4 separate regions of the Homo sapiens genome follow, and regions 2, 3 and 4 are each linked to region 1. Evidence: chromatin loops called from intact Hi-C (ENCODE). Cell type or tissue: PC-3. All regions are shown on one strand. Links, peaks and the distances in the headings refer to the core of each region. The heading gives the core; the rest is flanking DNA. Region 1 has its middle 8.4 kb from the start of GPR19. Region 2 overlaps BORCS5 (BLOC-1 related complex subunit 5). Region 3 overlaps BCL2L14 (BCL2 like 14). Region 4 overlaps MANSC1 (MANSC domain containing 1).

What was found. Hi-C counts contacts between places; a loop is a spot of excess contacts. Peaks named below come from ENCODE experiments on the same cell type or tissue, not always from the same donor. Only the 100,000 strongest peaks of a DNase experiment are listed, where the experiment ranks them.
Region 2: it touches region 1 in a loop (9-fold over the local background); 94 of 110 quality-filtered maps call a loop at or near these places.
Region 3: a loop joins it to region 1, with 20 times the contacts of the local background. A loop is called at or near these places in 23 of 110 quality-filtered maps.
Region 4: it touches region 1 in a loop (6-fold over the local background); 8 of 110 quality-filtered maps call a loop at or near these places.

What each region holds. Positions count from the first base shown.
Region 1 is chr12:12,700,756-12,708,442 of GRCh38, forward strand. It overlaps a transcript of GPR19 not described here. Among named protein-coding and RNA genes, the nearest start is that of GPR19, 8.4 kb to the left of the region's middle. In PC-3, for the core only: a CTCF peak has its summit at 4,029; a DNase peak (open chromatin) is centred at 4,046; H3K27ac peaks cover 412 bases.
Region 2 is chr12:12,373,180-12,380,866 of GRCh38, forward strand. The region is part of intron 2 of BORCS5 (BLOC-1 related complex subunit 5); the gene reads left to right. Among named protein-coding and RNA genes, the nearest start is that of BORCS5, 20 kb to the left of the region's middle. In PC-3, for the core only: a CTCF peak has its summit at 3,642 (motif pointing right); a DNase peak (open chromatin) is centred at 3,662; H3K27ac peaks cover 778 bases.
Region 3 is chr12:12,077,892-12,085,578 of GRCh38, forward strand. It overlaps BCL2L14 (BCL2 like 14), which reads left to right. Exons shown (of 6, transcript NM_138723.2): 2 at 1,408-1,847. The coding sequence starts at 1,415. Among named protein-coding and RNA genes, the nearest start is that of BCL2L14, 11 kb to the left of the region's middle. RefSeq lists a silencer at 3,944-4,238. In PC-3, for the core only: a CTCF peak has its summit at 4,065; no DNase peak of the experiment used is centred there.
Region 4 is chr12:12,331,140-12,338,826 of GRCh38, forward strand. MANSC1 (MANSC domain containing 1) reads right to left here. Exons shown (of 4, transcript NM_018050.4): 3 at 7,281-7,421. It also overlaps the pseudogene RPL23AP66. Among named protein-coding and RNA genes, the nearest start is that of MANSC1, 15 kb to the right of the region's middle. In PC-3, for the core only: CTCF peaks have their summits at 3,436 (motif pointing left) and 3,636; DNase peaks (open chromatin) are centred at 2,432 and 3,402; H3K27ac peaks cover 2,596 bases.

The sequences.
Region 1 (7,687 bases), core at 1,527-6,526:
ATAGTCCAAATTGAGAAGGGCTGTTAAGTATAAAATATACACATAAGATTTTAAGAATTTAGTATAAAAAATAATGTAAAAATCTCAATAAATTTTATATTGATTACATGTTGAAATGTCACTTCAACATTTCTTTTTACTTTTACTTTTTAAAAATGTGGCTCCCAGAAAACCTAAATTGTCGAATGTTTCTGTTGGACAGTGCTGCTTTAGTTTCTTGAATCCTGGGGCACATGATTCTTCCTTGGATGTATATGCCCTTGAGGGTATTAATTCCAATTAAGAGCAGTTTCATCAAAATTAAAAATCCGATCGAGGATTTTGTCTTTTTTATCAATCAGTTTTCCCCCAATGGGGTAAAATGGTTTTGCACCTTCATTTACACTTTGCAGTTTACCACAGAACTTAATGTTGTAAAAAACTCTTGAAGCCACCAAACAAGCCTCTGTTTGCACCAAAGGAAGGCATTCTTGCAGAATTTTCTGCTTTTTTTCTTAACATCTTTATATGTTGCTAAGGTTTTCTCTTTAATTGTGAGAAGCTTGTCCCTGCTTGCCCCAAAATGTTAGTGTGCTGGGAAAAATAATGAATGAAGCAATGTAATTTCTGAATTATATTAACATTATCTCCCCATTTGTTGCTTGCCCATTAGCTAATAATGACTATATCTGGCATATAAAGCTTTTATTGTGGGAGATAGGACTGCCAGTAGACAAAAGGGAGAGAAAATCCTAATCCTATAATTTCAAAGAGTTGGTACCCAATTATGGGATATTTTGGACAGTGTCCTTTCTATTCACCAAGTTAACATTTAGTTAATCGCCCCATTTGATTTACTCAATTACCCCTTTCTCCCAGCTAAAATCCATTGAGTTCTAAAGAACCATTTCAAAGGCCAGGCCAGGTGGCTCATGCCTGTAATTCCAGCACTGTGGGAGGCCAAGGCAGGAGGTTTGCTTGACTCCAGGAGTTTGAGAGCAGCCTGAGCAACATGGCGAAATCCTGGCTCTACAAAATATGAAAACTTTAGCTGGGTGTGGTGGTGCGTGCCTGTCATCCTAGCTGCTTGGGAGCCTGAGGTGGCAGAATTGCTTGAGCCTGAAGAGGTCATGGCATAATCATGGCATTGCACTCCAGCCTGGTGACAGAGTGAGACCCTGTCTCAAAAAAAAAAAAAAAAAAAAAGAATGGACAAAGGCTGTCTCTTCAGTAAATCTTTTCCTGATCTCTCCTATAAGCATTTTGCTTGCATCATCTTTTTATAGAACACATATTTGGCCTTATGTTTATGTTATTGTCTGATTTTTATATGTAGAATAATATTTTTAATTTGCATATGTAGAATAAAGCTCCTCCCACTGAAGACAGTGATTGTATTTTATTCACTTTTCAAAATTCCTCTGATGACTAGCCTTATGGTTTGTACAAATTAGGCACAACTAAATATTTGTTGAATTTAATTGTGCTGTATCCTAAAATAATAGAATACTAATAGAATAGAATAGAATAAATAATATAATATTTCTAAAATATTAATAGAATCTTATTCTATTAGGAATAGAATAACAGATTAGATAGAATATTTCTAAAATTCTAAATACAAGTTGGTATTTGACTCACATCTCTAGTGCTTTAAAAAAGTGCAACAGAATACTCTGTAAAATAGTGTTACAAAGTCAGGCTAAACATGTTAGAGTATGTACTGGTGGGTTTTTTAAAAAATTAGTTTCAGTAATTATGATTAAATCCATGGTAAATATAGACCTGTGATAAATCTAGATCCTTACGGTGATGACTCATTTTAAAAGACCCTAGTTTTCTGGATCTCCATTCTCCTTTTACTCAGTGCCTTCTCGTTTTTTTTCTCTATTTTAAACCAGTTTTCATTATTTCTCTGCTTTGAGAATCACTCAAAACAAACCAGTAAGGGATGTTCAACTTAAATCTAAAACATCATAGTCACATTTAAAGTCCTGAGAACGCAGCATTCCTGTTAAATAATGGTCATAATGAACTTATTAATCCTGGCCCTCTAATTACACTATTCTACACCCCAGTGATAAAGGTGTTAAAAAATGATGATTTAATTTTGTTCTGGTCTTTTCACTTGGATGTACCGTATACTGACATGAATCTCATCATGACTGATAAACTGAACTTGGATAGAAGAGCTGTTAGGATGACTTAAGTGCAAAAGAGAATCTACCGTTTAGGCAATCAGTATACAGTTTCCTTAAATTTTCTATAATTTATTTCCTTTTTTTGTATGATGTTCCAGCTTTTCCCACAGAGCTAGGAGCCCCACAAAAATAGAGACTTTGTCTTATTTGTTTCTGGTGCTTGTTTGTCTCTGTAACTCTAGCACTCAGCACAATGCCTGACACATTGTAGGTAATAAAGGATACATATTGAGTGAATGAAGTACACCTGGGGTCAAGTATCACATGTTCCAAATGAGCTTGGCTGAGGTTAGATTACCCTTATATTGGACGTGGAAAGGATCTATTACCTAATTTCAACTTGCCTCTATGTCTGTGGCATTGGTGGTTGGGTAAGGTCTATTGATTGTGAGACACAGTCTCACTTTTTACCACAAGTAGTATATGGAGTATGCGTGAGTGCGTGTTCGTGTGTGTAACAGGAATCTTAGCCATAGGACATGAAAAGCCAAACTATGGGACCTTGAAAGGTTCGCAGGTAAATGGTAATCAAAGATTCCCAAGGTCTGTGAATTCTAGACATCTTTGCCATAGAAGCCTATGGCCCCTCGCTCTAGCACATAGTGATTCTGCTGGTCCCTACATGTCTTCTCAATGCACCTGTCTGTTTTCTTCTTACTGTACTTCCTAGTTCTTACTGTACTTCCTAGTTCTAGTTCTTGGCTTAGCTAATAACCATTTTCTTTCTTTTGGGTAGAGCAGTCTGTACCAGGCCCCATCATAAACCATAGTGCTGAGTTAGGAGCCCAAGCCAGTGGCTTGGAGTTGGAGTACTTTTCTCTTGGAAGGGGCTATAGACTGTATAAGTTGCATGACTGCCATGTCTAGGATTCCTAATACCGTGCACTGGGAGCCATCTCTGGGATCTTCACTAGAACCAGGTGTACTTGCCAATCATATCTACTGGGTGCTAATTACCTACTTTGCGGTTATTTTGTTTAGAGCATTAGATTAGCTTCATTGGAGGATACAAAAAAGATTAAAGACTAAATAGATTTATATCTGAAGTCAAAGTGAGTAAGTCATAGAGACAGTGTATGTGTTGGTGTGTATGTGGCGGGGGAAGCACTTTCTGAAAGAGCTATGTGTAGTGGAAAAGGATCAAGTTTAGGTTGTTATCTTGACTTTGCAACCAATCGTGTGTGACTATAGAGAAGTCACCTTTGATCTTTTGTTCTACTTCACTTGTTAAGGGTTGTAATACTTAACTTGACTGTATAGACAACTGTTAAAACACTATCATAAGGCCAGGCGCTGTGGCTCACACCTGTAATCCCAGCACTTTGGGAGGCTGAGATGGGCGGATCACTTGTGGTCAGGAGTTTGAGGCCAGCCTGGCCAACATTGTGAAACCCTGCCTCTACTAAAAATACAAAAGCTAGCTGGGTGTGGTAGTACAGGTCTGTAATCCCAGCTACTCAGGAGGCTGAGGCAGTAGAATCGCTTGAACCCAAGAGGCAGAGGTTACAGTGAGCCGAGATCGTGCCACTGCACTCCAGCCTGGGCAACAGAGCGAGACTCTGTCTCAGAAAAATAAAAACAAAAAATACTATCATAAAATAATTGTTAAATTCAGATTATTGTGTGAGTAGTGTATGAAAATGATATAAAAATGTTGAATAGGTAGAATCTATGCAAATTTAGAGTTCAATTAAATTTGGTGGGGATTAAAACTCTTGTGTATGCATTTAGAAAAGCAGATTATAAATACAGTTGTGGTTTGGAATAGTTGCAGGATTAGGGCTGACAGTTCTGGCCTTGTGCTGCCCTCCTGTGCTGTTTAAACAGCACAGCAGGTCAATTACATTCCTGCTTCATGAATGTTCCGAATTGGGGGAGGGTAGTCTATCTCATTACTAATCCTCTTCTGTCCTCCTGTGGCCACAGAGCGCCTAACTATTTTGGATGTTTCTGTTTCTTCAGTAAAGGAAGGGAAGGAAAACTACTTGGAAACATTCTAGGTCAAACAATCTTATCCTGAGTTATGGAAAAAGGCAACTAATTGCAAATTGCATTTGACATTGGAGATATAATTGATACACCAATATAGAAGATCCGAGCAGATTATCGAGGTTTGGAGAAAAACACCATCATTACAGCATTGGGAAAGGCTTTTTGTCAAGAATAAATAGAAATGCATCTTTTTTTTTTTTTTTTGAGACGGAGTCTTGCTCTCTAACCCAGGCTGGAGTGCAGTGGTGCGATCTTGGCCCATGCCTGTAATCCCAGCTACTCGGGAGGTTGAGGCAGGAGAATCACTTGAACTTGGGAGGCGGAGGTTACAGTGAGCTGAGATCGTGCTATTGCACTCCAGCCTGGTCAACAAGAGCGAAACTCCATCTCAGAAAAAAAAAATTGCTGAGAATTTATAATAAAGCCATACACTGTTTATCTGGTTAATAAGATAGTCTATTATGGTGGGAACAGAAGATGCTGTTCTACAGTGATTTTCTAAGCAGAACATTTGCCAGTTGAAATGAGAGACTCACAAGCAAAGCTAATTATTTGCTAATTCTCTTAGCATATCCTGCAAAAATGGTTACTTTTAAAGATAAGGTCATTTGTCAGCATGGCAATTTTTTTTTTTTTGAGACAGGATCTCGCTCTGTTGCCCAGGCTGAAAAGTGCAGTGGCATGTTTACAGCTCACTGCAGCCTTGAACTCCTGGGTTCAAGAGATCCTCTCACCTCAGCCTCCCCAGTAGCTGGGACTACAGGCATACACCACCACACACCCAGCTGATTTTTGTGTTTTTTGTAGACACAGGGTTTCACTATGTTGCCCAGGCTGGTCTTGAACTCCTGGGCTCAAGTGATTCTTCAGCCTCCACCTCCCAAATTGCTGGGATTAGAAACATGAGCCACCAAGCCTGGCCAGTATGATAATTTTTTTATGACAGTTAAGAAAAGATATTGAAGGAAACAGTGTAAAACCAGGCAATGAAAGAGTAGAGAAAGGCAGTCAATATATGGCACCATTTTAATATGCTTGCTTCCCCGTCAGCCAGCCCTCACCCCTGGCCACAGCCTGGCCTGTTGCCAGACTGGTTTCCTGATCAGAACCCATCTACCCTCTGCTTAGACTAGGAGTGTGTGTGCATAATTTATTCATGTGGGTACACAGCATGCATAACATGACTTTCTCTTTTTAACTCACACCAGTCAGGCTTTCACATCTTTACCAAGACTCCTCTTATCAAGTCATCAGTGAACTTGATGGCCAAATGCAATGGTCAGTTTTCAGTGTTTATCTTACTTGACCTATCAGTGGCATTGGAATCATTTGATCATGCTTTCCTCCTTGGAACACTCTCTTTACTTGATCCCTGGGTCACCTCTCTCTTGGCTCTCCTCCACTCTACTAAGGGCTTTTTCCCTATCTCCTTTATCTAGATACTTCTCATCTTGATTTCTAAAAGTTGTAGTACCCTAAGGCTAACTGCCTAGCTCTTTTCTACATCTAAACCCACTCCCTTGGTGTTCTTATCTAGTCTCATAGCTTTAATATCATCTGAATGCCAAACATTTCCAAATGTGTATCTCCAGCACAGACCCTTCTGCCCTGAATTCCAAACTCACATATCCATCTGCTTACTCGACATCTCCATTTGGATGTCTATGGACATCTCAAACTTAACATGACCCAAACAAAATCTGTTCATCTCTCAATCAACCCTATCTCAGCAACTGGTCATACCTTTCTTCAGTTGCTTGGAGTCATCATGAACTCTTTCTCACACACACAGACCATTTCCAAATCTTCAGCAAATCCCATTGGCTGTATCTTCAAAAAACACACTATCAACTCTCTACCCTTCTTTTCATGTACACTGCTACCACCCTGGTCTGAGGCCCATGACCTCTTATCTGGATTAGTGTATAGTCTACTATAATACATGGTCTCCCTACTTCTCTCTTGCCTCTTTGAAATACTTCTTACTCAGCAAAGTGACAAAAGTTACCCGAAGTCAGGTAAAAAAACTCTATGCTCAAGGATGATGCACTTCAATTGGCATAAAATCCAGCCTTTACCATGGCTTATAAAGTTTACATGATTGGGGTCTCTACTTCCTTCTTCTCTGACTTCATCTCCTACTCCCCAGCCCCCACTCACCATGTTTCCAGCTTACTAGTTCCCTTATTGTCCCTCAACTATCCCAGACACATTCCTACCTCAGAGCCTCTGGATTTGCTATTTCCTGTGCCTGCAACACAAAATTACATGGTCCATGCTCTCATTCCATTCAGGATTCTACTCAAATATCACTTTATTGAAAAGTCCTTCCTTGTTCATACAGCATCTGCCTTCATTACCCTCCGTACTCTTAATTAGTTGATTTGTCGTGTTAGCACTTACAGCAACATGACATATTATGCTTATTTATTTGTCCATTGTCTGTCTTCCACACTTGAGTGTAAGTTCTGTTTCATGACAGCAGGGACTTTGGCTATCTTTGTTCTCTGCTGTGTCCTCAGAGAGTCTGGCATCTGGTGAGGGTTCATTAAAAATTTAATGAATGAAGAAATGAACAAATATTAATGTGGATAATTATTCAGAGAGTTGGTCAAGAACAGCAAGTGGGTAGGTTCCAGTTTTGTTTTACATGGAAGTTTGTATAAACTGAAGACTAAGATCAGAATCAGGGAAAATGTTCTCCTTTATGTCTTCTCAATGTAAAAAATAGAATGTAGTTGAATGTGGTGGATTGGTAATAAATATGTTTATTGTTCCAAATTCCATATTTTATTTATTTATTTTTTTAGGGACAGGGTCTCGCTCTGTCGCCCAGGCTGGAGTGCAGTGGTGCCATCATAGCTCACTGCGGGGTCAAACTCCTGGCCTCAAGCGATCTTCCCACCTTGGCCTCTCGAAGTGCTGGCATTACAGGCATGAGTCACTGCGCCGAGCCCAAATTCTGTATTTTAGTAGTAGAAGTTGTCCACTTATGTTTTAACCATGGAAATTAAATTATGTGTGTGATCATGAATCCAAATTTTGCTATTTATTTCCTATTCTTTTTTTTTTTTTTTTTTTTTTTTTTTTGAGATACGGCCTAGCTCTGTCGCCCAGGCTGGAGTGCAGTGGCGTGATCACAGCTCACTACAGCCTCAACCTCCCTGGCTCAAGCGATACTCCCACCTCAGCCTCCTGAGTAGCTGAGACTCCAAGCATGTGCCACCATGCCCAGCTAATTTTTAAATTTTTTGTAGAGATGGGGTCTCGCTATTTGCCCAGGCTGGTCTCAAACTTCTGGGCTCAAACCATCCTCCCACCTCGGCCTATTTCCTATCCTTATGGTCCTGGCAATGCTGGTAAACTTGCATTAGTTCATTACATTTTACTTGGAAATGAAAATTTTCATCTAAGTAAAATGCCTGATGCATTTTTTTTCTTTAAATTCTGACCCCACTAGATTAGTTTTAAACCCTTCTTGAATCTAATTTTTTCAAAGATGCCATTTTTCCAGG
Region 2 (7,687 bases), core at 1,515-6,514, 330 kb before region 1:
GGACACAAGGAGAAGACAGCCATTTGCAAACCAGGAAGAGTGCCCTCACCAAATATCCAATGTGCTAGCACCTAAATCTTGTACTTCCCAGCCTCCAGAACTGTGAGAAATAAATGTATGTTGTTTAAGCCATCCAGTTTATGGTATTCTTGTTGTAGCAGCCTGTACCGACCAAGACACCTCCCTGGTCTGCCTCTTGGAAACTGCCTTTAGGTAATAAGCTGGGAAAATGGTAGGGCTTGTTTTCCTTCTTTCAGGGATCAAAGTCCTGTGCTGCCTGTTATACAGTATCGGAAATGAGTGTTTCATATATTTTTGTCTGGTTTTCTAGTTGTTTATTATTGCATAATAGCAGTTAATCCTTCATGTGCAGAGGCAGAAATCCTTAAAAAAATGCTTTTTAATCCATATTTTTCTGTCCGATACCAGTTTTTCCATTTTACTTATAAGACCCTCCTGCCAACAGCCTTTAATTGGTCATTCATTTCTGCAACATATTGATAAGCACCTGCTAAGTGCCTGATGTGGTCAGACAGTGCAGGTACAAAAAATAGAAGACATAGTTGCTGCCCTTTAGGACCTTATTGTTTTGTGAGCGATTTAGACAGGTAAGTATTCACAATAATATCATATTAGTAACACTGGCCACATGTCCCAAAGAGTAGATAAACATGGAGGAGATAATTATTAATTTGGCCTGGGAATTTGGGGCAGGCTTCCTAGAGGAAGTAGAATTCAGCTGAGCTTTGAGGGATGAATAGCAGGTAGCTACATAGAGAAGGCAGGGTTGCAGAGAGTATTCTTTTTTTTTTTTTTTTTTTTTTTTGAGACGGAGTCTCGCTCTGTCGCCCAGGCTTGAGTGCAGTGGTGCAATCTCGGCTCACTGCAAGCTCTGCCTCCCGGGTTCACGCCATTCTCCTGCCTTAGCCTCCCGAGTAGCTGGGACTACAGGTGCCCGCCACCACGTCTGGCTAATTTTTTTTTTGTATTTTTAGTAGAGATGGGGTTTCACTGTGTTAGCCAGGATGGTCTCGATCTCCTGACCTCGTGATCCGCCCGCCTCAGCCTCCCAAAGTGCTGGGATTGCAGGTGTGAGCCACCGCACCCGGCCAAGGGTATTCTTAGTTTAAAAGTCTTCTATATATATTTTAAAACATATTTAAAAGATGCTGGCCAGTCACAGTGGCTCATGCTTCTAATTCCAGCACTTTGGGAGGCCGAGGTGGGAGGATTACTTGAGCCCAGAAGTTTGAGACCAGCCTGAACAACATGGTGAGACCCTGTCTGTACTACAGAAAAAAAAAAAAAAGTTTATCTAGGTGTGGTGGTGTGCACCTGTACTCCCAGCTACTTGGGAGGCTGAAGTGGGAGGATCACTTGACCCTGGGAGGTCGAGCGGTGTTCATAGCGCTGTACTCCAGCCTGGGTGGCAGAATGAGACCCTGTCTCAAATAAAATAAAATAAAATAAAAGATGCCAAAAAGAATTCTTAACCAGGTCGGGCACTGTAGTTCATGCCTGTAATGCCAGCACTTTGGGAGGCTGAGGTGGGTGGATCACTTGAGGTCAGGAGTTTGAGACCACCCTGGCCAACATGGTGAAACCCCATCTCCACTAAAGACAAAAAAATTAACCGGGCGTGGTGGCGCACAGCTGTAATCAGCTACTGGGGAGGCTGAGGTGGGACAATCGTTTGAATGCAGGAGGCAGAGGTTGCAGTGAGCTGAGATTGCGTCACTGCATCCAGCCTGGGTGACAGAGTGAGACTGTCTCAAAAAAAAAAAAAAAAATTATTAACCAAGTTTGTATTTGGAATATACTGCTTTTCTTTTCTTTTCTTTTTCTTTTTCTTTTGAGCTGGAGTCTCTGTTGCCCAGGCTGGAGTGCAATGGCGCCATCTTGGCTCACTGCAACCTCTGCCTCCTGGGTTGAAGCAGTTCTCCTGACTCAGCCTCCTGAGTAGCTGATATTACAGGTGCCTGCCACCATGCCCGGCTAATTTTTGTATTTTTTTATAGAGACAATGTTTTACCATGTTGGCCAAGCTGGTCTCAAATTCCTGACCTCAGGTGATCCATCCGCCTCGGCCTCCCAAAGTGCTGGGATTATAGGCGTGAGCCACTGTGTCCGGCCTGTAGAGGAATCTTAAAACTGTCATAGTTGGCCTGGTGCAGTGGCTGATGCCTGTGATCATAGCACTTTGGAAAGCTGAGGCAGGAGGATTGCTTGAGGCCAGGAGTTTGAGACCAGCCTGGGCAACATAGACCTCATTTCTACAAAAAATTTGAAAATTAGCTGGTCATGGTGGCATGTGCTGGTAATCCCAGCTACTTAGGAGGCTGAGATGGGAAGCTCTCTTGATTCCAGGAGTTTGAGGCTCAGTGAGCTCCAGTCATACCACGGCACTCCAGCATGGGCAACAGAGTGAGACCCTGTCTCTGAAACAACAGCAACAACACAGTCATAGGTATTTAATAACGTTTAAATATTTTTTCCATCAAAATTCAGTTTCACAGAAAGCCAGTGAAATGCAAAGTGACATTTTAAAGAATGCACTTGGATAGATAATCATTTGCTTCTACCAACTGGTGAAAATCATCAGCAAAAGTTAGTAATCATGGTTTTTTTTGTTTGTTGTTGTTGTTGTTTTTGAGATGGAGTCCAGCCCAGGCTGGAGTGCAATGGTGCAATCTCAGCTCGCTGCAACCTCTGCCTCCTGGGTTCAAGTGATTCTCCTGCCTCAGCCTCCCGAGTAGCTGGGATTCTAGGCGTCCACCACCGCGCACAGCTAATTTCTGTATTTTTAGTGGAGATGGGGTTTCGCCATGTTGGCCAGGCTGGTCTCAAACTCCTGACCTCATGATCCGCCCACCTCGGCCTCCCAAAGTGTTGGGATTACAGGTGTGAGCCACCATGCCTGGTCTGTAATCCTGTCTCTAAACATTTTTAGCAGTATATGAAAGTGTCAGTAAGTAAATATTTATGAACAAAAAGTCTGTTTTGATTTGCAGGATTTTCGGAACAGGTGACAATTGGGATTGCTTTGCTCTTCAGTCTTTTTTTTTTTTTTTTGAGACAGAGTCTCACTCTGTTGCCCAGGCTGGAGTGCAGTGGCACCATCTCAGCTCACTGCAAGCTCTGCCTCCTGGGTTCACGCCATTCTCCTGCCTCAGCCTCCTGAGTAGCTGGGACTACAGGCGCCCGCCACCACGCCCGGCTAATTTTTTGTATTTTTAGTAGAGAGGGGGTTTCACAGTGTTAGCCAGGATAGTCTCTATCTCCTGACCTCGTGATCCACCTGCCTCGGCCTCCCAAAGTGCTGGGATTACAGGCGTGAGCCACTGCACCTGGCCTGCTCTTCAATCTTTTTTAATTGAGGGCTTTTCTCTAACTTAAAGAATCAGTATCTTTTTATTTCAGTAAATCTTATGTTATGTCAAAATTAATTTTTCTCAGCCATAGGAGAAGGAAAAAATAAATCCAACAGAGAGTTAACAGTTACATAGGCCAAAGGCAAATTAATAATAAATGCCATAGGTCTTTCTCATATTTTGCCATTTTTAAAATAAGATGGCCTTCCTTTAGTGTAGTAATTAAATTTATAGCAGTCCTGTGTTTAACAACACTTTTACCACTAGATGTCACTAGACTAAAACAATTGGTAAGCTTGTTGAAACTGCTGCAACCTGGTGCAGTCTTTTCAAAGGCCTTTGGTTAATAAGGCTTCCTCTGTAGCACCTGCATTTCTCATAAAACTAAGTCACAGCTTGCTTCAAGCACAAGCTGATTGGGAAATATACATGTTCTGTGACACGTTAGTAATCTAGAATTACTTATTTTAGTGTTTATCAGGACAGAAAAGGACAAATCTTACTACCGGAGGAAACTTTTTAGTGACCTTAATTTTTTGGAGAGAAAACGATTTTCAGTCTATCTCTGTACTCAGAGAAGCATTTATCGTCACACCTCAGGTTTCTCAAGAGTTGAGATTTTGTCCTTTTTTTTTTTTTTTTCTCGAGACGGAGTCTTGCTCTGTTGCCCAGGCTGGAGTGCAGTGGTGTGATCTTGGCTCACTGCAAGCCCCGCCCCGCCAGGCTCAAGCAATTCTTCTGCCTCGGCCTCCCGAGTAGTTGGGACTACAGGCGCGCACCACCATGCCTGGCTAATTTTGTGTATTTTTAGTAGAGATGGTTTTCACCATGTTGGCCAGGCTGGTCTCAAACTCCTGACCTCAGGTGGTCTGTCTGCCTCAGCCTCCCAAAGTCCTGAGATTACAGGCATGAGCTACCATGCCCAGCCAAGAGTTGGGATTTTGTCTTAGACATCGTGGATTTCTTAGGGCCCAGCACAAAGCTTGGCACTTGGTAGGTACTCAGTAAATGCAATTAAGCATTAGGGTAGTATACTAGATGTCATGGGGGAAAAGATAGCTCACAGGTCCTCTGCTCTCAAGAAGTCTCATTTGGGAGATAATACATGCCCACAGCACAGGGTATTGTATGTAAACCAAATGAGTAGTGCATTCACTAGCTTCTGTAGTATTTCAGGGGATCAGTAGCTCTTGAGAGCTAGCGGTAGTGATCAAAGGTGTCCTTAAGAGAAAGCATATTTAGAGATGCAAAAGTAGGACAGTTACAAGTGAAGAAAGCAATGAGCCAAGGTTTAAGGATAGGAAAATGCAGGCAGTAAAGATTTAGAAAGATAAAAACTCAAGGGCCCTGAATTTAAAGCATACATTTAGGTTTAATATTTTTTAGGGATATTGGAGGGGACATTGAAGGATATTGGTGTGGGAAAATAATATGTTGCATGATAGTTTGTAATTTACAAAACAATAGCACTTGAAGAAGAATGAATTAAAGATGATTGCTCTTTGATTTTAAAATACTTCTGTTTTAAAGTCTATTATAGGCCGGGCACGGTGGCTCACACCTGTAATTCCAGCATTTTGGGAGGCCTAGGCGGGCAGATCACCTCAGGTCAGGAATTTGAGACCAGCCTGGCCAGCAGGGTGAAACCCCGTCTCTACTAAAAATACAAAAAGTAGCTAGGCATGGTGGCGTGCGCCTGTAATCCCAGCTACTCAGGAGGCTGAGGCAGGACAATCGCTTGAACCTGGGAGGCAGAGGTTGCAGTGAGCCAAGATCGTGCCACTGAACTGCAGCCTGGGTGACAGAGTGAGACTCCGTCTCCAAAAAAATACATAAAGTCTACTACAAACACTTTTATTTAAAAGAGAGAACATAGGCATAGGGCTTAGTATATAGTACCTCTCACTTAATAAACCCTCAGTACATGATTCTTGTTGATAGTAATATTATTAAATGAGGAAAAAATATTAGAGACATGCTACAAAATAACTAACCGGTTTTCTTTATAAGAGTCAAAGTCTTGAAAGACAAGGAACAATTGAAGAATTATCACAGATTTAAGGAGACTAAGGAGACATGCAGTGTGGGTCCTGGATTGGGTCCTAGAATGAGAAAGGATGTTAGTGGGAAAAAAGGGCACATTTGAATAGTTGTGTAGTTTAGTTGATTATATTGTAGCAGTGTTAATTTCCTGGTTTTGATCATTGTATTGCAGTTACATACTATGTTAATATTAAGGGGAAGCTGCTGAGGGTGTAGTGGTGAGATCATGACTCACTGCAGCCTCGACCTCCCAGGCTCAAGTAATCTTCCTGCCTCAGCCTCCTGAGTAGCTGAGACCACAGGTGTGTGCCACCACTCCCAGCTAATATTTTTAATTTTTTTTGTAGAAATAGGGTTCCGTATGTTGCCCAGGCTGGTCTTGAATTTCTGGGCTCAAGGGATCCTCCCACCTTTGCCTCACAAAGTGCTTGGGATAATAGGCATGAGCCATTGCACCCATCTGGAATCCTATACTTTATGCAACTTTTCTATTTCTTTCTTTCTTCTTTCTTCTTTCTTTTCTCTTTTTTTTTTTTCTTTTTGGAGGCAAAAATCTTGCTTTGTTGCCCAGGCTTGGAGTGCAATGGAGCGATCTTGACTCACTGCAACCTCTGCCTCCCGGGTTCAAGTGATTCTCTTGCCTCAGCCTCCTGAGTAGCTGGGACTACAGGCACGTGCCACCATGCTTGGCTAATTTTTGTATCTTTAGTATGGTTTCACCATGTTAGCCGGGCTGGTCTTGAACTCCTGGCCTCAGGTGATCCGCCTGCCTCAGCCTCCCATAGTGCTGGGTTTACAGGCATGGGCCACCACACCTAAGCCTGCAACTTTTCTTTAACTTCTTTTGCTTTTTTTAAACTTCTTATTCAAAAATAGTAAGTTTAAAAATACAATTTTGTTTTAGAAAAGATTTCAATTTTGTATTTGAACTAAGTTATCTACTGAGAGGTCGGATGTCAACAGAAAGAATTTAGAATCTCCTACCCGACAGAGCTTTTAAGATCCACTAAAGCCCATTAAGCAATCCACTAGAATAGCTTAAGGCAAGAGTGGGTTCCCTTGAAGACCCAGAAGTAGAACCTCTGAGGTGCTTCCTTGATTAGGCTTTGTCTCAGTGGAATGTTGGAGCTAGTTTGATTGTCTATCCAGACCATTAAAACTTTTTATGTCAGCACTAGGGCTGTTTTTGCCTTTGTGTGTTCACTGGAGTAGCACTTTTAATTCCCTTTAAGAACTTGTCCTTTGCATTCACAGCTTGGCAAACTGGTGCAAGAGGCCTGACTTCTACCCTGTCTTAGCTTTGAACATACCTTCCTCACTCTAGCTTTTGATTTAAAGTGAGAGATGTGCAATTCTTCCTTTCACTTGAACACATAAAGACCATTGTAGGGGAATTCATTGGCCTGATTTCAATATTATTGTATTTCAGGGAGTAGGTCCAAGGAGAGGGTGATAGCCGGGGGAATGATTGGTCCGTGAAGCAGTCAGAGCACATGCAACACTTCTCAGTTTAAGTTTCCTGTTTTCTATGGGTGTGGTTTGTGGTGCCCAAAACAATTACAATAGTGACATCAAAGATCACTGATCACAGATCACCATGACAGATATCATAATAATGGAAGTTTGAAATATTGCAAGAATTACCAAAATGTGACAGACATGAAGTAAGCACCCTGCCACAAATCTTCAATTTGTAAAAAAAAACACAGTATCTGTGAAGCACAATTTAAAAAAAATTTGAAGTGGAATAGAATGAGGTGTGCCTATATATGGAAGATGGCTTGATCTAATCAGAGATAAAAAGAGATGAATGAGGACCATATCAAAATTATTTCCAGTTTGCAGTTAATTCTGCTCCCAGTCTCCAGTCCTAGGCAACCACAGGCCAGCTTTTCTGGACACTTCATCTAAATGGAATCATACAATACATACTCTTTTGAGTCTGACTTCCAGTTTTTGCCTGTTATGAATAATGCTGCTATGAACCTTTGTGACCATGTGTTCATGTGAATGTGTTTTTATTTCTTTTGGGTGGATTCTTAGGAACGGAATTGGTAGGTTGTATGGTAACTTTGTGTTTACTTTTACGAAACTGCCAAACTTTTTTCAAAATTACCATTTTACATTCCTTCCAGCAATGTATGAGAATTCAGTATTCTCTTTATTTCTGATTATAGCCATCAGAGTGGTTGTGTAGTGGTATCTCATTATGGTTTACATTTACATTTCTCTAATGATGTTGAGATTATTTTTGTGTGCTTGAAATACCTGTT
Region 3 (7,687 bases), core at 1,443-6,442, 620 kb before region 1:
TAGTCCTTAACAGACAGCAGAAGGAAACAGATTATTAGCAAAAAGAACTGCTTTCCTAGCAGGAAACCAGAGAAGGAGTTATTTCATGTAAGCTCAAGCAAAGGAAATTGAACAAAATCAGTTCTTTATCTATCCTGTTATTCGTATGGAAATAAAGAAGAAATGCTTGCATCCTGTTGTTTTAGTGCTTGTACTGATCTTTTTCAAACATGCCTGTGATCACATCACTCTCTACTCAAAACTTTGAACAGCTCTCCATTGCCTCCATCAGTGTGTTTCAAATTCGTAAAAAGTAAAATAAAATAACAGGATGCTTTTTTCAGATGAAATCTTACATGGCATACCAAATATAGCAAGAAAAAAGAAAGAGAGAGAGAGAGGAGAGAGAAGCCGGGACAAGCTAAAGCAGAGGGTAGAGGGAGAAGGAACCGAGGAAGGGAAGGGTCAGGTCCCAGGCATTTCTCTTCCCTGAATTGGCCTCCCTCTTTTGCCACCTCCCCAGCAAGACCTTTAACTCCACAGTCCACAGCTCATTTTGAAATGTACTGATCAACGTGAGAAAATGCGAAGCTTCAGCCTGATAGTCAAAGACCACCATAATCTGGACCCAAGTGCTAGTTCACTTATTTTCCCTCCACTATTTTCAAGCCCTGGCTATTTGCAAACTGCATACGTATGCTGTCCCAGTTCTCTCACCACTCTTCAAACACATTCTGAATTCACCTATAATCTCCCCTCTGCCCGCCCTGTTGTAGCCCCAATATCCACCCACCTGTCTAACTCCTTCTAGCTTTCCAAAAGCTTTCACTTGCCTCTTTCTTTGAAGCTCACCTATCCCTGCCTTCTAACCTGGCTATCTGCATCTCTGTTAGACCTCTTACTTAGTTCATTAGTTCATTCTCTCTCTGTTGTTTTTTGTTTTTTGAGACGGAGTCTCACTCTGTCGCCAGGCTGGAGTGCAGTGGCGCAATCTCAGCTCACTACAACCCCCGACTCCTGGGTTCAAGCGATTCTTCTGCCGCAGCCTCCCAAGTAGCCGGGTCTACAGGCGTGCGCCACCATGCCTGGCTAATTTTTGTATCTTTAGTAGAGACGGGCTTTCACTGTATAGGCCAGGCTGGTCTTGAACTCCTGACCTCATGATCTGCCCGCCTTGGCCTCCCAAAGTTTTGGGATTACAGGCGTGAGCCACCGCACCCGGCAGTTCATTTTCTTTATGTGGAGTTATCTATGGCCATGTCTCTCTTCCCACCCTAGTAAGACTGTGGCTTTTCCCTCTCTACCCTCCAGCACAAACACAATAGATGTTCAATAAATGTTTCCTGAGTTTTCACCCCTGTCTCTCCTAACCTGCAAAGGGTAAGTGGCCCTGCATAGAAGGGCACAGTGTGGACTTTGTTGTTACAGGCCCAACATGTGTAGCACCAGTGGGTGTGACCTGGAAGAAATCCCCCTAGATGATGATGACCTAAACACCATAGAATTCAAAATCCTCGCCTACTACACCAGACATCATGTCTTCAAGAGCACCCCTGCTCTCTTCTCACCAAAGCTGCTGAGAACAAGAAGTTTGTCCCAGAGGGGCCTGGGGAATTGTTCAGCAAATGAGTCATGGACAGAGGTGTCATGGCCTTGCAGAAATTCCCAATCCAGTGAGAAGGCCATAAACCTTGGCAAGAAAAAGTCTTCTTGGAAAGCATTCTTTGGAGTAGTGGAGAAGGAAGATTCGCAGAGCACGCCTGCCAAGGTCTCTGCTCAGGGTCAAAGGACGTTGGAATACCAAGATTCGCACAGCCAGCAGTGGTCCAGGTGTCTTTCTAACGTGGAGCAGTGCTTGGAGCATGAAGGTAGGCATCTGGGATTTCTTTCTCTCCCGCTTCCTGGTTTTTCCCTTCTTTGTGTCCAGAGTGGTACATCTCTTCTCATGTTGTAAAGTGGCTTTAGAGAAGGCATGCGTTGTGCCTCAGCTTTCCAACTTATTAGTGTTCAATCATAATTGCCCTGCTTTTCTCAAGACTAAAAGGAGTTGCTGCCTGGGCGCGGTGGCTCACGCCTGTAATCCCAGCACTCTGGGAGGCCAAGGCGGGTGGATCATGAGGTCAGGAGATTGAGACCATCCTGGCTAACACGGTAAAACCCCGTCTCCACTAAAAAATACAAAAAATTAGCCGGGCGTGTTGGCGGGTGCCTGTAGTCCCAGCTACTCGGGAGGCTGAGGCAGGAGAATGGCGTGAACCCAGCAGGCGGAGCTTGCAGTGAGCCAAGATGGCATCACTGCACTCCAGCTTGGGTGACAGAGTGAGACTCCGTCAAAAAAAAAAAAATGACTAAAAGGAAATGATGGAAGTTAAGGGTGCTGGGACTGGTTTTCTTTCTCCACTGTCTATAAATAAGCTTGTTTCCCAAATTCCTAGTCCTCTGTACCAGACACCAATATAAAAGAAGGAGGCTAGGCGCAGTGGCTCATGCCTGTAATTCCAGCACTTTGGAAGGTTGAGGTGGGCAGATCATAAGGTCAGGAGTTCAAGACTAGCCTGGCCAACATAGTGAAAACCCGTCTCTACTAAAGATACAAAAAATTAGCCGGGCATGGTGGCGCATGCTTGTATTCCCAGCTACTCGGGAGGCTGGGGCAAGAGAATCGCTTGAACCTGGGAGGCGGAGGTTGCAGTGAGCCGAGATTGCATCACTGCACTCCAGCCTGAGCTACAGGGTAAGACTTTGTCTCAAAAAAAAAAAAAAAAAAGAACGAGCCCTAACCAGGGGCTTGCTTGGGCTGCCTGGGCCGCTGCTCTTCCTAAGTCAACTCATTCGCTCAGGGCCTCTGTGTTTCCATCTGTACATTGGGTACCCCACTCTCTCCACCTCGTATGGTTGATGGGAAGATCAGAGAGCAAGAGTAAAAGGACTCTTGACAAAGTACAAACCATCCTACAAAAACAACTGAGAAGCATTTAGACAAAATCTTCCCTCAGTTGGACAAAATTAATTGTACTTAATGAAACATTTTCACCAGGCACTGAGGCTCATACCTGTAATCCCAGCACTTTGGGAGGCCAAGGTGGGTGGATCGGTTGAGCTCAGGAGTTCAAGACCAGCCTTAGCAACATGGCAAAACCCTGTCTCTACCAAAAAATACAAAAAAATTAGTCAGACATGGTGGTGCACGCCTGTGGTCCTGGCTACTCGGGAGGCTGAGGTGGGAGGATGGCTTGAGCCTGGGAAGTAGAGGTTGCAGTGAGCCAAGATGATGCCACTGCACTCCAGCCTGGGTGACAGAGTGAGAGCCCATCACGTCGATACTCTCAGCACTGTGGGAAACCAAGGCAGGAGGATCACTTGACACCAAGAGTTTGAGATCAGCCTGGCATCATAGCAAGACCCTGTCTCCATTAAAAAATTAAAATAAAAAAATTAGCGAGGCATGGTGGCACATGCCTGTTGTCCCAGCTACTATGGAGGCTGAGGTGGAAGGATCACTTGAGCTCAGGAGGTCAAGGCTGCAGTGAGCGAAGATCACATCACTGCACCCCAGCTCTGGGTGACATAATGAGACTCTGTCTCCAAAAAAAAAAAAAAAAAGACAGTTGCCCTTCATGCGCACACCTTGGCATAAGCATCTTCTTCCCCTTCAACAAAGCCCAGTGCCCAAAGCCCAGATTTTTTTTTTTTTTTTAAGGTGTTTTAGATGGAGTCTTGCTCTGTCGCCCAGGCTGGAGTGCTGTGGTGTAATCTCGGCTCACTGCAAGCTCCGCCTCCCAGGTTCAAGCAATTCTCCTGCCTCAGCCTCCTGAGTAGCTGGGATCACAGGCGCGCACCACCAGGCCTGGCTAATTTTTGTATTTTTAGTAGAGACAGCGTTTCACCATGTTGGTCAGGCTGGCCTCGAACTCCTGACCTCGTGATCTGCCCACCTTGGGCTCCCGAAGTGCTGGGATTACAAGTGTGAGCCACTGCACCCAGCCGCAAAGCCAGATTTTAAAAGAAAGGCCCCCTCCTGCTGAGTTTCATTGGCCTGGGTAACTTGTCAATAATTAGTCAAGAGGTGGCAGTAATGTCTCAGTTTTTAAATGTGACAGTCCTGGCTTGCTTGGAGAATCAGCCCACTCATAGACAGCTTTAGATCACTCACTATGATCAAGGAAACTCCCTTTTCCCATTAGAGTTTCAGATGTTTAGAACAGTGGGAGTTATGGTCAGGATCATCTGAGGGAACCTCATGGCACAGACAGGATGAGGAAATGGGAGTCCCACAAAAAGGGCTTACCAAGGAAACATCCAGGAAGTAGCAGAGCCTGGACTCACCAGAAGTCCAGGCCTCTCCCTAGACTTGTTTCATTTTTACAGCAAGGCATCTGCTCTCTGAACTCTGCCCAGCTAGGGCAGGTCTAGGGCAAGAGGGAGCGGCCCCCTGTGGTCCTTCCCTCCACATCTGCCTCCCCACCCCTCAGCTGCCCTCACCCAGCCATGGCTTCTTCTGCCGGGGGTGGCATCTGGGCTCTGGGGCAAAGAACAGTTTGGAGGCACCTAAATAGGCTTTTCTACTTGGCCTGTACTGTGGACTTTGCCAGCAGACAGAGAAAGCTTTTACAGACCTTAGTCTTCTGGTTTTTCCTGAGATAAATTGCATTCTGTATTTCAGTATTTACTGGAGTGTCATTTGACATTTTTTTTATTTTCTAAAATTTCAAGAGAAGCTTTTATTTCTTTTTTCAGTAGGGAAAGAAAACTTTTATGTGAGATTGAGAATTAAAGATTACATTCAAAAACACTTAGGTGATGTGTTAATGTGCTGAATAGCTGAATAGTACCTATGGCTGAATAATATTCTCCATAAAAAATGAAAAATGATTACCTCCTAAGAAGGCTTTAAACACATATTTACAGCTTATCTTCCCTTATCACCTTTCTCCTCACGCTTGCATTTAGTCAGTTAATTGTGTGTTTTTTACTTGTGTTACTTGTGTCGGTTTTACATTGAGCGTGATCCAAGAGAGCCTCACATTCTATTTCTATTTTGCCACATACAAATCAGGCCTTGCAAATTTGGTTTCTCCTGGGTTCTTTTTTGTTTGTTTGTTTGTTGTTTTTGAGACAGAGTCTTGCTCTGTCACCCAGGCTGGAGTGCAGTGGCCTGATCTCGGCTCACTGCAACCTCTGCCTCCTGGGTTCACACCATTCTCCTGCCTCAGCCTCCCGAGTAGCTGGGACTACGGGCGCCCACCACCACGCCCGGCTAATTTTTTGTATTTTTAGTAGAGACAGGGTTTCATCGTGTTAGCCAGGATGGTCTCGATCTCCTGGCCTCGTGATCTGTCCGCCTCAGCCTCCCAAAGTGCTGGGATTACAGGCGTGAGCCACCGTGCCTGGCCTCACCTGGGTTATTTTAACTGTAAGTCACTATGTAGCCTTGTACAGCCACTGCCAGGCCTCAGTACCGGGCTTACATGGGAACTGTGAGATTATGTCCCAAGACCAAACTCTGTTAGGAAGAGGCCTCAGGATGCAGAGAAATGGACAATAACACCAGTTTTAAAGACTACCAACCCAGGCTCTTTCACTTGTGAATCTTTTGTTTCTCCATAGCTACGATTTGCTCACGTGGAATGTTATAGTTAAGGTGAGGTTCAGCGATATACAGTGGAACACTCAAATACCCATGGCTTAAATAATATACAGGTTTGCTTTTCTCTCCTTTAAAAGAGGACAAAAGTTTGGCAGCTCAGGCATGATATGACAGCTCCACAAAGTTATTAAGAATTTCTGGGAATGGCCAGGCAGGGTGGCTCATGCCTATAATCCCAGCCCTTTGGGAGTCTGAGGTGGGCAGATCACTTGAGCCAAAGAGTTTGAGACCAGCCTGAGCAACATGACAAAACCCCGTCTCTATTAAAAAAAATACAAAAATTAGCCAGGCGCCATGGTGCGCGCCTGCAGTCTCAGCTACTCGAGAGGCTGAAGGAGGAGAATCACTTGAGCCTGGGAGGCGCAGGTTGCACTGAGCTGAGATCACACCATTGCACTCCAGCTTGGATGACGGGGTGAAAAAAAGAATTCCTGGGAATTCTGCCATCCCTCAGCTCGTGGCTTCCACCTCAAAGTCACCTTATATTCTAAAGGTGGCTGTTGGGGCTTCACCCATCATGTCTACATCTCAGGCAAGAATAAAAAGGAAGCAAAGGAAGGGCAAAGGGTGCCTTCTTTCTAGGTAATTCAGCTCCCTTTTATTTTATTATTATTTTTTAATCTTTTGTAAAGATGGGGTCTGTGTTACCCAGGCTGGTCTCGAACTCCTGGCCTAAAATGATGGCCTCGCCTTGGCCTCCCAAAATGCTGGGATTACGGGCGTGAGCCACCGCACCCAGCCTTAGCTCCCTTTTCGAGAGCTTTCTTGAAACTGCCCCCAGCTTCTGACATCTCATTGGCCCTTCCCTACTGCAAGGGAGCCCAGGGAATATAGTTTGTTCAGCTGGGTTCATTGCTGCCCCTCACATTTTAGAGGTCTGTTACTAAGGAAGAAGAAGAAAGTGGATACTGAGTGGGAAAGAGCAGTCCATAAGGAAGTCACACCCCAACCCCCTGCCCTTTCTCTTTAAAACAAATGCCTCAGACCACAGGCGAAATGGGACCTTCCGACCCTGTTGGCCTGCTCTTCCTGGCGCCACGATGACCCCCAAAACAGACTCCAAGGAACAGACAGCCTTTCTGTCTTCTCCCCACCCCATCCAGTGTTCCCTCGCCTATCAGACAGGACCAAGTCTGACAAGGATATAATCTTTTCTTTTTCATGTTTTAAAATTAAAATATCCAAGATGGGAATTTTAACTAGAGCTAGTGCATCTGTGGGAACATGTTTGCTTATAGTTTCTCCTGGACATGTCTCACTCCATGTCCACAAACCCACAGAAATCAATACCCTGCTGTAACCCCAGCACTTTGGGAGGCTGAGGCAGGAGGATCACCTGAGGTCAAGAGTTCAAGACCAGCCTGGCCAACATGGCAAAACCCTGTCTCTACTGAAAATATACAAAAATTAGCTGGACGTAGTGGCGGGAGCCACTACGTCCTGTAATCCCAGCTACACAGGAGGCTGAGGCAGAGAGAATGGCTTGAACCCAGAAGGTGGAGGTTGCAGCGAGCCGAGATCGTGCCATTGCACTCCAGCCTGGGCAACAGAGCGAGACTCCGTCTCAAAAAAAAAAAAAAAAAAAAAGTCAATACCCTGTACACAGTTAGCCAGATTGAGTAATTTTGTACCTGTTGGTGATCTTGTGGCCACCCTGCCTTATGAGAGGAGGAGGGGACAGAGCCTTTGGGACCCTTCATGGAGCTTCTTAATGTGCAAGATGGGCACAGGGTGCTTTCTGGTGGTAGAACCGCATGCTGATTACCCTAGATGAGCTGCACAAGGTTGAAAAGGCAGCAGAGGCCTGCTTTCCTTTCTCATCTCCTGAGGACATGGCCAGGGAAGTTTCCCTTGGCTTTGGAAGATAGCCTCTTGCCATTTCTTTCTTTGCCAGGGGCCATGGGTGGCCAGAGTTCCAGCGGAGGCCGGCTGGGCTGCAATAAGGGGATTACAAAGTGGAAAGTCTGTTTCGCTTGGTTCTTAAAAAACGAGGAGGAAAGACATTGATCCTTTTCTTCTTGATCTTTCTTCTCTCCGTCATTCGCTTCTTATTGGTTTTTG
Region 4 (7,687 bases), core at 1,386-6,385, 370 kb before region 1:
GAGACCAGCCTGGACAACATAGGGAGATCCTGTCTCTTAAACAAAAAAATCTCCAAACTGTTGATACTTGACATTTCATTGAAATGTGTGCAAAATGGAAAAACACAAATTGCTAAATGAGAATCTGATAACGCCGCCTCTCTACCAGATGCTGTGGTTTATTTCTAGCATGATAGGACAGAAGAGAAGAGAAATGTGTGGAGGAGGACCAGGCAAATTAAGGAAAAGGTGGGAGGTGCACAGCAGAGAAGCCGGAGGGGCTCAGCAGGGCAGCAAGAGGCTTACAAAGATGGAAAGGGTTCTCCGTCTTCCTAAGGGGCCAAGGCCAGGGAAAAAAGTGGGCCGGAGGGTGACCTGAGCAGGAAAGGTTGGCAGGGAGAATGCGGGGGAAGGTGTGGGCTTCTGCAAGACATGCCACCTAAGACTGAGATGACAAATGGGGAGCAAGTAATCATCAGGAGAGATTTCAGTGGGGGCATGAGGCAGGCAAGAAAGGTATGTGGAAGCTGTGGGAAATGAGGCAATAGAGCAGGAGAGAGGGAGCAGAATCCCTGTGGTGTGTCTCTGACAGGGAGGAGGAGGAGGGGCCAGGCAGGGTCTGGTCTCCGCTCTGAGCACTGAGGCCACAGCAGCAGCAGAACAGCAACAACGACAACAAAAAACCAGAGATATATCGTTCCAGCACTGTGCGCAGAGGAGGGAGGCTATCTGGGAGATTTCATTTGGACTCTCAAAGATTAGAATTTTGGAGCCAATGTCATAGGTCATGAGGATGATGGGACCAATATTTGAAATCATGATGACCACACTGTAGACACAGAGGGCAGAAAAACCATACAGTCCCGATGCCTGCTGAGGAGAAACCAGCCCCAGATCCTGCTCCTGCTCCATGAAGCTTAGAATTTTTCTCCTGATCACACACCCCATTTATCACAGCTCAAACTGGAAAGACCTGTTCAAGCAATCAAGTGCAGGGAATGACCAGGTGAATTGCCATGTATCACTCTGCTGCTAGGCTAACCATCTCACATTAGAACTGCAGAAAACACAAGGAAAGAAGCAGAGGAATGTCCTGGCATTTCTCAGTCCACTCACTCCTGCTCTCTTTTCCTTTTTCTTCCTCAATTCACCTCCATGCCAGTTTCCAAACTGGTCCTCAGTCTCCTCTTTCCTACAGACGGATCCAGAGGCAGCTACGGATTCATGCCATCTCGTGACTACTCTCTAAGCCTTACCCCTCTGAGAGGTTCTTTGCACTGTCACTCTGTCACTTATTCGTCCATCTAGGACAGGGCTCAGCAAACTACGGCCTGATGGACAAATCTGGCCTGCCATCTGTCTTTGTATGACTTGCAAGCTAAGAATGGTTTTTACGTTTTTTAAAATTTTTATTTGTTTTGAGACAGAGTCTCACTCTGTCGCCCAGGCTGGAGTGCAGTGGTATGATCTCGACTCACTGCAACCTCTGCCTTCCAGATTCAGGCGATTCTCCTACCTCTGCCTCCTGAGTAGCTGGGATTACAGGCGCGTGCCACCACACCTGGGTGATTGTTCTATTTTTAGTAGAGGTGAGGTTTCACCATGTTGGCCAAGCTGGTTTCAAACTCCTGACCTCAGGTGATCCACCCCCTTCGGTCTCCCAAAGTGCTGGGATTATAGAGGTGAGCCACCATGCCTGGCCAGTTTTTATATTTCTTTTAATGGCTGAAAAATAATCAAAAGAAAATTGTGTGACACAGGAAAGGTATACAAAATTCAAATTTCTGTATTTCAAAACCTAAAGTACTGGTGTGAAAAGCCTAAAATACTATTTGGCCCTTGGCAGAAAAAGTTGGTGGACATCTGCTCTAGGATATAGTATTCTACTCTAAAGTAGAATTTGGGTCAAATGAAATATATTTGAAAATATATATATATATATTTTTGAGACAGGGTCTTGCTCTGTCACCCAGGCTGGAGTGCAGTGGCACAAACACAGCTCACTGCAGCCTCAACCTCCTGGGTTCAAGCAATCCTCCCACCTCAGCCTCTTGAGCAGCTGGGGCCACAATGCCATGCCACCATGCCCAGCTAATTTTTGTATTTTTTGTAGAGACAGAATTTTGCCATGTTGCCCAGGCTGGTCTTGAACTCCTGGAATCAAGCAATCCGCCCACCTCAGCCTCCCAAAGTGCTGGAATTACAGGTGTGAGCCATCATACTTGGCCTATAATTCATTTTAAAGTTAAAAAAGAAAAAGACTGTTTAAGTAAACACTCTGTGATGTGTGTGAAATCAGAACTTAAATATGGCCATTGACAAGAATGGCCAAAACAGCTGTTTTCTTTCTCAAGCATGCAAGCTCATAAATAAAGCAAAGCTAGGGCCAGTCCCACTTCTTGATAAGATTCCTCTGTTGGCAGAGGTCCTAGAACCACAAAGGGATCCTCCACACCTGCTCCATTCGCCTCACCCACTCATGTTTGCCATTGGGGCATGGTGCTTCCTCTCAGTCACGCAGAGATGAGCCACAAAGGGAGCTGCAAAGCAGCTCAGCGCCCTTAACTCCTCTTTGGAGTTTTATTTTCAAACGACTTCACTGAGTTGAAAAATGAGAGACTGACTATTACTGGGACCCCAGCTGAGCAAACAGACTCCCAATTTATTCTATGTCTGAATTCTCCTATTCTTCCAGTCCTTGGTAAAAATGACATGCCATGAAGCTGCCAACAACAACAATAAAAGATTAAATACCAAACTGCAATGGCTTTAGAGAATGAACAGAATCCACTGTCATCTTTCAAACTCTTGGTCCGTAAATATTAGTCAATGGGATATAGGAAATAGAGGCTGGGCACGGTGGCTCATGCCTGTAATCCCAGCACTTTGAGAGGCCGAGGCAGGATGATTGCTTGAGGCCAGGAGTTTGAGACCAGCCTGGGCAACATACTGAGACCCCCCCATTGCTACAAAACATTTTAAAAAATTAGCCTGGCATGGTGGTGCATTATCTGTAGTCCCAAATACTTGGGAGGCTGAATGGAGAGGACTGCTTGAGCTCAGGAGGTGGAGGCTGCAGTGAGCCATGATCGCGCCGCTGCAGTGAGCCATGATCGCGCCACTGCACTGCAGCCTGGGCAACAGAGTGAGATGCTGCCTTAAAAAAAAAGAAAAAAAAAAAGAGAGAGAGAGACAGAAAAGAAAAAGAAATAGAGTTCTTCCAGAAACAAACCACCAAACAGATAATCTGTATTTAATTTCACTCCAGGCAGGAGGCAGATAATTCATTTTTAATGGGGTAATATGAATTCATCAACATGGACAGATTCATACACAGAATTACAAACACAACTTGCACACATCCTGTAGATATAAACAGTCCTTTGCATACTATGTCCGGGGTTGGTGCCACGTTGCCCCTAGGTGTCCATCAACCTGCTCAGGGGCCGGCAACGCCCCCTGGTGGCTGCCACAAGAACAGTTTAATTCTAATTTCACTTCATTACCTTCACACTCGCCCTAAAAAGATTTATGCACATGCCAAGTTCCCTTTTTTCCGTTCCCATTGGCAAGGAACTTCATCCCATACATGCTCTTTTATATGTGCATTACAAAAGTAACAACACTCCAGAAGTATTAGAAAACAAATTCAGCTGTAATTTCTATCATCGTATCCTAACAACAATTATTTACACAATACTCTGTGCTTCACGCTCCTGTTTGAGAGGATGTTTGACCCATCAGGCTTCCCTGGCACATGAACAAAACTCAGACACAGCCTCAGCTAGGGGGCAAAGCAGTGTCAACACGCAGGCACCCTGGGCAGTATCATTCCCCGAAGCCCCTCATACTTAATGCAGTCAAGAGAGAACCCTAGATTCCACTCCACCTAGATTCCATTCCACAACCCTAAAACTACTCAAGTTTCCCCCAGTGCAGCAAATGGTGTCACCATTCATCTGGATGCTCAAGGCAAAAACTAGGACTTGGCCTTGATGGTTCTTTTTTTCTGGTTCCCCAGACCCACACCACCAGCAAGTCCTGTCAACTCTACTTCGGAATAGCCCATATGTCCACTACTCTCTCCATCTCGCCCGCCACTCCCTGTTTCTTCACCCAGATCTCACCTGCGCCTCCTAACCAGTCTTTCCATTTCCACTTTGCTGCTGTGTCACTGTCCATTCCCAAGAGGGCGGCTACGGTGAGCTTTGAGAAATCACCTTTTTTTTTTCTTCTCCCCGAGACAGAGTCTTGCTCTGTCGTGCAGGCTAGAGTGCAGTGGCGCAATCTCAGCTCACTGCAACCTCTGCCTCCTGGGTTCAAGCAATTCTCCCGCCTCAGCCTCCTGAGTAGCTGGGATTACAGGCACGCACCAGCACACCCGGCTAATTTTTGTATTTTTAGTAGAGACGGGGTTTCACCATGTTGGCCAGGCTGGTCTCGAATTCCTGACGTTGTGATCTGCCCGCCTCAGCCTCCCAAAGTGCTGGGATTACATACATGAGTCAGGAGGTCAGGAATTTGAGACCAGCCTGGCCAACATGGCGAGACCATGTCTACTAAAAATACAAAAATTAGCCAGGCATGGTGATGCTTGCCTGTAGTCCCAGCTACTCAGGAGGCTGAGGCAGGAGAATCACTTGAACTTGGGAGGCAGAGGTGGCACTGAACCGACACTGCATCACTGAACTCCAGCCTGGGTGAAAAGAGTGAGACTCCATCTCAAAAAAAAAATAAAAATAAAACTCCCAACAGCTTCCCACCACACACCTAAAAACTCCCGGCCGGGCACGGAGGCTCATGCCTGTAATCCCAGCACTTTGAGAGGCCGAGGTGGGTGGATTACCCGACATCAGGAGTTCGAGACCAGCCTGGCCAATGTGGTGAAACCCTATCTCTACTAAAAATACAAAAATTAGCCACGTGTAGTGGCATATGCCCCTCCTAAGGCGGAGGTTGCAGTGAGCTGAGATCGCGCCACTGCACTCCACCCTGGGCAACAGAGTGAGACTCTGTCTCAAAAACAACAACAACAAACAAAAAAACTCCCTCCTATGACTTACAAGGTGTTATGTGATCTGGCCCTCCCCACCGTTTTGCATATCACTCTCTGCGTATTTCACAATGAGTCAACCAGCTGGGATTGGAGTGTTGGTTTTTCAAACACTCCAAAGCATTCTGCCTGAGGACCTTGGACTTGGAAGGTCTTCCCCTGATCTCCTCACATCTGGCTCCTCACTATTCAGATCTCAGTTTAGGGGTTACAACTTTACTTACTGATTGTCTATTATACCGTCCTGTCTCAATTCTGTGCATAGCACTTGTGACTATATTTTTCTTGATTATTTATTTATTATGGTTATTGTCTCTCTCCCCTAAAACATAAGTTCCAGAAGGGAGAACCTTGTTTTCCTATTTTTTTTTTAGAGATAGTATCTCACTTTGTCACCCAGGCTAGAGTGTAGTGGCATGAACACAGCTCACTGCAGCTTTGACCTCCTGGTCTCAAGGAATTCTCCTGCCTTGGCCTCCCAAGTAGCTGGGACTACAAGCTCATGCCACCATGCCCGGCTAATTTTTTTAATTTTTTGTGGATATGAGGTCTCATCATGTTGCCCAGGCTGGTCTCTAACTTCTGGGCTCAAGTGATCCTCCCACCTCCCAGAGTGCTGGAATTATAGGCATGAGCTACCACATGGCCAGAACCTTGTTTTTCATGTTTAGTGTTGTTTCCTTAGGGCATAGAAAGTACTTGGCACATAGGAGATGCTAAATAATATTTGTTATTTATTGAACAAATGAACAAGTAGAATATTAAAAATCAAGAGTATGATGATAACTTTCTAAAACTTAAATAAAAGAAAAATTGAAGCTGGGTGTAGTGGCTCACGCCTGTAATCCCAGCACTTTGGGAGGCTAAGGAGGGTGGATCACCTGAGGTCAGGAGGTGAGACCAGCCTGGCCCACATGGTGAAACCCCATCTCTACTAAAAATACAAAAAAAAAAAAATAGCTGGGCATGGTAGTGGGTGCCTGTAACCCCAGCTACTTGGGAGGCTGAGGCATGAGAATTGCTTGAAGCCAGGAGGTGGTGGTTGCAGTGAGCTGAGATCGCACCACTGCACTCCAGCCTGGGCGACAGAGTGAGACTCTCTCTCAAAAAACAACAACACTCATGCCTGTAATCCCAGCACTTTGGGAGGCCAAGGCAGGCGGATCACGAGGTCAGGAGATTGAGACCATCCTGGCTAACACGGTGAAACCCCATCTCTACTAAAAGTACAAAAACAAAATTAGCCGGGCGTGGTGGCGGGCACCTGTAGTCCCAGTTACTCAGGAGGCTGAGGCGGGAGAATGGCCTGAACCCGGGAGGCGGAGCTTGCAGTGAGCCGAGATCGCACCACTGCACTCCATCCTGGGCAACAGAGTGAGACTCCATCTCGGAAAAAGCAAACAAACAAGCAACAACAACAACAAACCCCACTAAATTCTGTAATTCTGATTTTATGCAAATACTGTCTATGAAGGGTCCACAGAATTACCTAAGCAACATTAATTTGTTTTCACCTTTTTTATATGGATAATCTCAAAAAAAAGAAAAATTGATACTGAAACCACTTCAACTTGAAAAATTAACAAGCCAAAGTCTCAGCAAAACATATCCCAGGAATTATATTAATTTTTTTGCTATTTATTTTCCATTCTGAATTAATATGTAAGTTCCATGAACATGGAGATTGTAGTTCTAGTGCTTTGGACAGAATCTGGCACATGGTAAATGTTTAATAAATATTTCTTGAATGAATTTCCTTTCCAGTCTAGACAATAAAATCCAGTGAGTTTGATTTCAGACGAGATTGGGTGCGTTCAGGGTGGTATGGCCATAAAAAGTTTGATTTCAGATAATGTGATTATAATGGGAACTTAATAACAAATATACTAGAACTTTCTATATTAACACAAGTCTTCACCCTTTCAAAACAATCACCCTGGAGACCTGTATACTTATTCCAGTGTTGCCGACCTTGTTCTAAAGAGGTGCTTCAAAAACGTTTCATACAAGGTTTGTGTGTCTTTTATCTCATGAAGGTAAAAACAGAAACAAACCAGAACAAATACTACCATGGCTTTCATTGGAAATCAAATTTTGGTTTAATAAATTGAATTTCCAGTCATGAGATTTTCTGATATGTCTGGTACCCCTTCTGGTAGTTTTATTTAGACTCTTGTAGAAAATCTTTCACATGAACCAGTCTTAAATTATTCCAATCACAAAAGAAAAAGTATAATGCTTTCATTACCTGTAATTATCCTGTAACTCATAAGTCCTTTTGCTGGTTTCAATGGACAGGCTTCCTCGTTGGGACAGAAAAATAGGTAGCAGTTGGGTTGTCTAGCTGTTTTTCGAGTGTCGAAGATCATCAAGTTACATGCTTTGTCCCCTGCAATGAAAGGTTTCATAAGCATGATTTTGAAATGCGATTTTCTAAAGAGTAGGGCAAGTAGGAAAAACTTCACTTATTATGGAGTCCAACACAAACACCTTTGTTCATTTTGTTCACTTGCTTGCTGACCGCTGAATCATTTCCTTTTCCTTAGCTTAGTTGCTTAAGGCAATTTTAAAAAACATTGGGTTTAGCTTTTTTTTTTTCACAAGGTGGCACCGAAGGCGAAGAAGGAAGCTCCTGTCCCTCCTAAAGTCAAAGCC